2 separate regions of the Homo sapiens genome follow, and region 1 is linked to region 2. Evidence: read pairs that join two places in POLR2A ChIA-PET (ENCODE). Cell type or tissue: OCI-LY7. All regions are shown on one strand.

What was found. Peaks named below come from ENCODE experiments on the same cell type or tissue, not always from the same donor. Only the 100,000 strongest peaks of a DNase experiment are listed, where the experiment ranks them.
Region 1: POLR2A ChIA-PET joins it to region 2 with 5 read pairs; 10 of 35 experiments call an interaction of 5 or more read pairs at or near these places.

The regions. Positions count from the first base shown.
Region 1 is chr20:32,280,986-32,284,985 of GRCh38, forward strand. The region is part of intron 1 of KIF3B (kinesin family member 3B); the gene reads left to right. Among named protein-coding and RNA genes, the nearest start is that of KIF3B, 5.3 kb to the left of the region's middle. In OCI-LY7, no CTCF peak of the experiment used is centred here; a DNase peak (open chromatin) is centred at 1,546; H3K4me3 peaks cover 1,813 bases; H3K27ac peaks cover 3,388 bases.
Region 2 is chr20:32,366,913-32,370,912 of GRCh38, forward strand. It overlaps ASXL1 (ASXL transcriptional regulator 1), which reads left to right. Exons shown (of 13, transcript NM_015338.6): 3 at 815-817; 4 at 2,103-2,211. Among named protein-coding and RNA genes, the nearest start is that of ASXL1, 11 kb to the left of the region's middle. RefSeq lists an enhancer at 2,328-2,437. In OCI-LY7, no CTCF peak of the experiment used is centred here; a DNase peak (open chromatin) is centred at 2,259; H3K4me3 peaks cover 2,521 bases; H3K27ac peaks cover 2,738 bases.

The DNA.
Region 1 (4,000 bases), 86 kb before region 2:
GTGTCCCTAGACTTCTGTTAGGTGCCTGGATTAGAAACCTCAGATTGCTTCCTAAGCCTTTTCATCCATTAATTCGCAAGTCCCTGAGAAAGACCCCGTCTTATGTAACAGAGAGTAGCAATACTTGACAATAACAATAAGGTGCCTAATGGCTTACAAAAATGCCTACACTTGCTTACACATGCTTTTACTCATTTAATCTTATCTGTGTCCCTTCAAGGAAGGTAAGGTGCAGATTAGGATCTCTGTTTTATAGTCGAGGAATCTGAATGGAAGCCAAGAAGCCATGATGCTATTGAGTGGCCCATTTCACGTTGAAATCCAGTCTTCTGTCTTCAAATTCAGTGTACTTACCACTATCCTGCCCGGATTGTATTTATTCAGTATTTCCTGAGCACCTAGAATGTGTCAGTTCTGTTTTAGCCTGGAGATATCATGGTAGAAAGGTACAGAGTCCCTTGCTCTCATGCAGCTTATATTCTACTGGCAGCAAACAGAAAAATACAGCAGTAAATGAACAAGGGAATTTGGATGAGGAATAAGTGCTGGGGTGAAATCCCATCTCTATTAAAAATACAAAACTTAGCTGGGTGTGGTGGCACGTGCCTGTAGTCCCAGCTATTCAGGAGGCTGAGGCACAAGAATTGCTTGAACCTGGGAAGCAGAGGCTGCAGTAAGCCGAGGTTGCGCCATTGCACTCCAGCCTGGGCAACAGAGCGAGACTCCATCTCAAAAAGAAAAAAAACCCAACAAACAAAAAGAAAAAGAAAAGGCCTTGCTAGGATGGTGACGTTTTTGCTGAGATTTGCTCCCAGGGACGGGCCAGCCATTTGAAGACATGTCAGAAGGAAGAGCAAGGGTAAAGGCTGTGAGGTGGCAACAAGCTTGGTAAGTTCCAGAAACTGCAAGAAGGCTTACAATGGCAGGGACAGGTGAGTCAAAGGCAGAGTGGGGAGGTGGGTGGATGTAGGGGATGGAAGTGGTAGGGAGCGCTCAGATCATACAGGACCTTGTCTGCTAGAGTAATGAGTTGGGATTTTGTTCTAAAAGCTGTGGAAATCATTGGAGGTTCTGGAGAAGGGACGTGGCATGATCTATTTTTGTTTTTTAAAAAAATCACTCTGGCCTCTTTGTGGCAGTGAATTTTAGAGGGCATAGGAGTGGCAGCCAGGAGGCTAGTTAAGAGGTTAGGTGAGAGAAGATAGTGGCTTTCTAGGTTGGTGGCAGTGGAGATGGTAAGAGGACGGATTGGGGATGTGTTTCGGAGGTAGAACCAGCAGGATGGCGGGATGAGGGTGAGAGAATAAGGATGACTCCTGGGTTTTTGGCCTGAGCAATTAAGTAGATGTTAGAGATGCCATCTGCCTCTGAAATGATGAAAGGACTTTTTGGTAAGGGGCCCTATGAGGAAGAATTATTCATAGTTTATTTTGAACCCTGTAGAGGAGAGGCACAAGGTATAAGCATCATACTTTATAGTCTGTGGGGAGGAAATCCCAGATTATGCTGGCAGAAGCTAGCCAGGTGCAACTGATTGAAGCTTGACGTTCTTACTGTGAACCAAAAAAAAAAGTCCTGCTTTTCTACAGTCTGGCTTTTTGCCAGCCTGTGGAGCGGCAGGTGTGGGCTTTGCCAGGGCAGTACCCATCTGTCTTTCTGTCTTGTGCTGTTGGCATTGCAGTGCTGACTCGGGATCTTGGCTGAGGGAGCCTGGCCAGCTCTGGAAGAGGGAGCGGAATCACTAGTGAAGTTCACTTGGTGTGCCAAATGGCCACATTCTCCCTGCCAAAGTGGTTCTTTCCTGGTCACCAAATGACAGTTCTGAAGTTTCAGAGCTTTTGACTTCAGAATCCCTGGAAAACCTATTGTACTCTACCAGAATTCCTAGAGGATTCTTGAATCTCTTCTGAGCAAGGGAATTCGAGCTTCATTGTTATGTATTCCAGTAACTGTACTTGTAAATCTGGGCATTACAGGGTTGTACATTCAACATTGTGAATAGTAAAACTAATAGTCTTATCACTGCCACTTGTTTATTTAATTAAATTTAATAAATTTATTCATTTTGGAGACAGGGACTCCCTCTGTCACCCAGGTTGGAATGCAGTGGTGTGATCATGGCTCCCCCACAGCCTTGAACTCCTGGGCTCAAGTGATCCTTCTACCTCAGTCTCTTGAGTGGCTGGGACCGCAGGCATGTACTGTCGTGCCTGGCTAATTTAAAAAAAAATGTTTTGGGGACGGGTGTGGTGGCTTATGCCTGTAATCCCAGCACTTTGGGAGGCTGAGGTGTGCAGATCACGAGGTCAGGAGTTTGAGACCAGCCTGACCAACATGGTGAAACCCCTTCTTTACTAAGAATACAAAAATTAGCTGGGCGTGGTGGTGCGCACCTGTAATCCCAGCTACTCAGGAGGCTGAGGCAGGAGAATCGCTTGAACCCGGGAGGTGGTGGTTGCAGTGAGCTGAGATCGCACCACTGCACTCCAGCCTGGGCGACAGAGTGAGACTCCGTCTCAAAAAAAAAAAAAATTCTGTAGATGGCTAGGCATGGTGACTCACACCTGTAATCTCAGCACTTTGGGAGGCTGAGGCACGTGGATCACCTGAGATCAGGAGTTTAAGACCAGCCTGGCCAACATGGGGAAACCCCATCTCTACTGAAAATACAAAAATTAGTCGGGTGTGGTGGTGCATGCTTGTAGTCCCAGCTACTTCGGAGGCTGAGGCGGGAGAATCGCTTGAACCTAGGAAGCGGAGGTTGCAGTGAGCTGAGATTGTACCACTTCACTCCAGCCTGGGTGACAGAGTGAGACTCCATCTCAAAAAAAAGAAATTTGTAGAGACGGGTCTTACTGTATTGTCCAGGCGTCTTGGCCACAAGTGATCCACTCACCTTGGCCTCTCAAAGTGCTGGGATTACAGGCATGAGCCGCTAATTTTTTTAGAAAACTTGGTCTCACTCTGTTGCCCAGGCTGGAGTGCAGTGGTGCAGTCATAGCTCATTGTAACCTCCAACTCCTGGGCTCAAGCGATCCTCCCACGTCAGCCATCCAAGTAGCTGAGACTACAGGTGCATGCCACTACACCCAGCTAATTAAAAAAAAAAAATTTTTGTTTTTAATTTTTATTTTTTGTAGAGATGGGGTCTTGCTATGTTACAGGCTAGTCTCAAACTCCTGGCTTCAAGCAATCTTCCTGCCTCAGCCTCCCAAAGTGCTGGGATTACAGGCATGAGCCACAGCACCTGGCCACCACTGCTATTTGTATAACTTTGCAGTTTAGAACGCTCTTTCCTGTGCATTCTCATTTACTAATTGTCAATCAGTTGAGATCATCTGGACTACATATTATCCCTGGTTTACAAATGAAGACATTGTGGTGTGGAGAGGTCACTTGTTTTTGTCAGTAATATTGAGCATTTTCTAGGTGCTGAGTTAGGGAGATCCTTGCTGCTCAAAGTGTGTTCTCTGTGACAGATGTACCATGTCCCCAGGACCTTGTCAGAAATGCAGAATCTAGGCTGGGTGTAGTGGCTCACGCTTGTAATCCCAGCACTTTGGGAGGTCAAGGCAGGAGGATCACTGGAGGCCAGGAGTCCGAGACCAACCTGGGCAAAACAGTGAGACCTCCTCTGTATTTTTAAAAACAGAAGAAGAAGAAGAAAACAACAACAATAACAAGGCCCAGATCTAATAAATCAGAGCCTGCCTTTTACCAAGATCCCGGATGTTTCCTGTGCACATTAAAAGTTTGAGATGCTCTCACCTAGGTAATCAGTAGCAAAACTAAGACTTACCAATGATAATGACAATGAAGGTAATAGTCGTAGCTAAGATACATTAGCCAAGCACTGTTGTAAGCACTTTACACATGTTGTTTCATTTAGATTTAGACCTCACACCAATCCTGTAACACAGATTTCCAGAAGAGGAAAGTAGAGGCTCAGAAAAGTTCAGTAACTTCCTGACATCTGCTGACTCCAAGTCTATTGCTCTTT
Region 2 (4,000 bases):
CAGTCATATATGATGTGAATTTACTAAATTTTGAGGTGACCTTTATTTTCCAAATTTATGGTGTAGTTTTCCTGGAGAAGTAACAAGTTAGAAACATAGAATTTGCAGGCTTGAAAGCCAGGACTATCTTTCATCTTTCTTTTTCCTCATCCTAACTTCAAACTTAAAAAAAAAAAAAAAAAAAGCTGGGGGTAGTGGCCCATGCCTGTAATCCCAGCACTTTGGGAGGCCAAGGCAGGCAGATCACTTAGGTCAGGAGTTCGAGACCAGCCTGGCCAACATGGCAAAACCCCGTCTCTACTAACAATACAAAGATTAGCCGGCATGGTGACGCATGCCTGTAGCCTGTAGTTCCAGCTTGGGAGGCGGAGGCTGGAGAATCGCTTGAACTCAGGAGACGGAGGTTGCAGTGAGCCGAGATTGCACCACTGCACTCCAGCCTGGACAACAGAATAAGACTGCATCTCAAAAAACAAAACAAAACAAAAAACAAAGAAAGTACTTAAATGAGGAAAGAGGAGAGCACTACACAGTCCTTGCCTGGGACTCAGAGCAAACTTCATGTTTTTGCTAGTCAAACTTAGCTGCTTTAATTGACCTTTTAGGGTCAAAAGGCCTTCACTTTCCAGTTGTCAGTTCAAACGTTCTCAAGTTGATGTTTTGTGGGGAGGGAAGATTGAGATTGTCTACATCACATTTATTTGACTTGTACTTATCCACTGTGTAGTGTTATAATTGTGCTTTATTTTTGTTTTTATGGGCTATTTCCCATCATGCTGCTGTCTGCACTGCTGTTGGACCACTTTGCCTATAGAAGGTAAATGAGTCCCTTTGGGACATATGGAATTGAGAACCTTAACTTGTTTCTGCTTCTTGTTCTTAGAGGAATTATGAAGCAGTCATGATGGCTCATGATGAGTGAGCAGCTCTGTAATTTGTAGACAGAGGTATAATATGTAGGAGTCACAGAAGAGCTGTGCCAGCATGCTGTTCCCCTTGTAGCAGAGATGCTAGCACACCCACTTGATACTCCAGATTTTGCATAGGGTTTCTTTTAGAGATTGGTTCTTGGTGAAAAATTTTTTAGCATCCAGTGTGTTCCAAGGCAAAATAAGTAATAGTTTTTTAATGGTTTTTTTAGACTCAGAATTTATTTTTAACACTGCATAAATTAGGGCTTCTAGTTCTGAAAAATGCAAAGAGGCTTACTTAAGCTATTTATATATTTTTTAACATGCTGGGGAGAGGGAAGAGAGGGTGCACAGGTGACTCCTAGCACTAATATGCTAGTGCCAAACTCAGTTAATATTAATAATGGTCATTTGTTGATATTTTTGGTAGCTTTTCTATTTAAAGATTCAGTAAGTAGCATCCTTTGCACTGAATTGTCACGTTTTGTAACCTGCTGTTGTGGCAGGGACCATGAAACAACTTAGTATGCCATTGTTTCAGTTTATTTTTTAAGCATTACTGGGAACTAAATCCACTTGACTTACTTTTTGCATTTAGGTTTAAATAATTGTTCCTGGGTAGATACAGAATAAAACTCAATCTCCCCACTTCCAGCAGAGAAAAAACAAATGAAATACTGTTCTTTTTGTGTACTTACTAGAAAATGTTTAACTGGAAAAAAAGTTCTGCTTGTTTTATTGGCACAGCACCATTGATTCTGTGATTCTTTGTCATAGTATTCTGTGGCAGTTTCTGAGTATGATATGTAGATTGAAATATAGAGGCTAGGAAACTTTTAATAGTAAAATTTTACTAAAAATTTATTAACTTATTAAAATATAACTTGAAAAAATTGTGAGGTTTTTCTAAATTTCTTGGAAATTTGATTTATATTGTCAAAAAGCACTGAAGAAGTGTTAGTTATGGATTTCGGGTATCACATAATGTTTATTCCAGAGTTTTCTGAGTGTGATTTATGTGAATTTCATTTGGTTATTCTTTTACTATTTTCACAGTGAAATTGTCATGAGATTTTTTCTTCTGTATTTCTTGCTTAGCTTCTTCTCATTTAAGAATGAGTTGGAGGGATTAGGTCTTTAAGTAGGCAGATGGATTGTATAACCCTCATCCATTCTTTTGTGGTTTTACAGTGGGACTTCCCCTCTCGCATGCCTCAATGCTATGCTACATTCCAATTCAAGAGGAGGAGAGGGGTTGTTTTATAAACTGCCTGGCCGAATCAGCCTTTTCACGCTCAAGGTAAGTGATATGAACTCTCTTTTGGTGCAGTGATTCTTGGACTTTTAATGTGCATAAAAATCACCTGGTAGGTCTGGAATAGGGGCCATGAATTTGCATTTCTCATATGCAGTCAGGTGACACTGATGTTTTTCTTTTTTTTAGACATAGTCTCGCTGTGTCACCCAGGCTGGAGTGCAATGGGGCGAGATCTCGGCTCACTGCAATCTCTGCCTCCCATGTTCAAGTGATTCTCCCACCTCAACCTCCCAAGTAGCTGGGACTACAGGCACATGCCACCATGCTCGGCTAATTTTTTTATTTTTTTTAATAGAGACGGGGTTTCACCATGTTGGCCAGGCTGGTCTCGAAATCCTGACCTCAGGTGATCCACCTACCTCGGCCTCCCAAAGTGCTGGGATTACAGGCATGAGCCACCGCACCTGGCCAGATGCTGTTGGTTCTAAATGGCACTTTGAGGTGTTCTAATATGAATCAGATATTAGAAATTATTTAGTCATAGCAGCTCTTGTTTGTGTGTTCATCTTTTCTTGTCTATATCTTTGTAGATTGTACAAAACTGAAGCATAACTATGGGGATAATTGCAGATGTGCCTTTTTTTTTTTTTTTTTTTTTTTATTCTGAGATGGAGTCTCACTCTGTTGCCCAGGCTGGAGTGCAGTGGTGCGATCTCAGCTCATTGCACCCTCCACCTCCCAGGTTCAAGCAATTCTTCTGCCTCAGCCTCCTGAGTAGCTAAGAGTGCACTACCATGCCCAGGTAATTTTTGTATTTTTAGTAGAGACGGGGTTTCACCATGTTGGCCAGGCTCGTCTTGAACTCCTGACCTTGTGATCCGTCCGCCTTAGCCTCCCAAAGTGCTGGGATTACAGGCGTGAGCCACTGCACCTGGCCACAGATGTGCCTTAATTAGGATTTTGTTGTAGTAATGATGTGAAGGATAAATTACTGGTCAGCTAATGTAAGACCTACTCTATGGAAAATAACTGAAATGTGAACATATTTGTGGAAATTAAGTGACAGTAATTATAAAGTAAGAGTACTTAAATCAGGTAGAGTTCATAATAAAGCTTAAATAGGGCCGAAATGAACAGGCTAATTATTTTTCCACCATTTGTGATATATATGGTAATCATTTAGACCGGGGGTCTGCAAAGTTTTTCTGTAAAGGACCAGAAAATCAATGTTTTTTTGTTTTGTGGATCATACTGTCTTTGTCTTAACCACTCAGGTCTGCCATTGTAGTAGGAAAGCAGCCATACCCAAATGAATGGGCATGGCTGTGTTCCAAAAAAAAAAAAAATTTATTTACAAATGTTTGTTTTACTTACGAAAACAGGCTGCAGGCCAGATTTGATTTGGGGCTGTACTTTGTCGACCCCTGATTTAGACATAAGATGACTTGTCGACATTGGAGAAACTGAAAATTTGATGCTGACCCTTTCGTTCTTCCATAGTGGGTTATAAATTTTAGCAGTCAGTACAAACTTTTTCCTTTAAGTTTTGTTTTCTTGATGGACTGTATTCAAAATAAATACCTGAACAAATACCAACTATATAACATGAAGCCATAAAACTTGGTCTTTATATATAAATAAAGTTTATCTTGGGGTCAGATGTCTGTGCTGTTTTCTATATTTTTTTATATCCAATAGTTTGGTCTTTTTCCTTTCAGTTTTGTATGCTTTTCTTGTAATCGAGCCTTGGAAGAGACAGAGCCACTGAGCCCAAAACCTAGCTTTGTGGTCGGCTGTGGTGGCTCATGCCTGTAATCCCAGCACTTTGGGA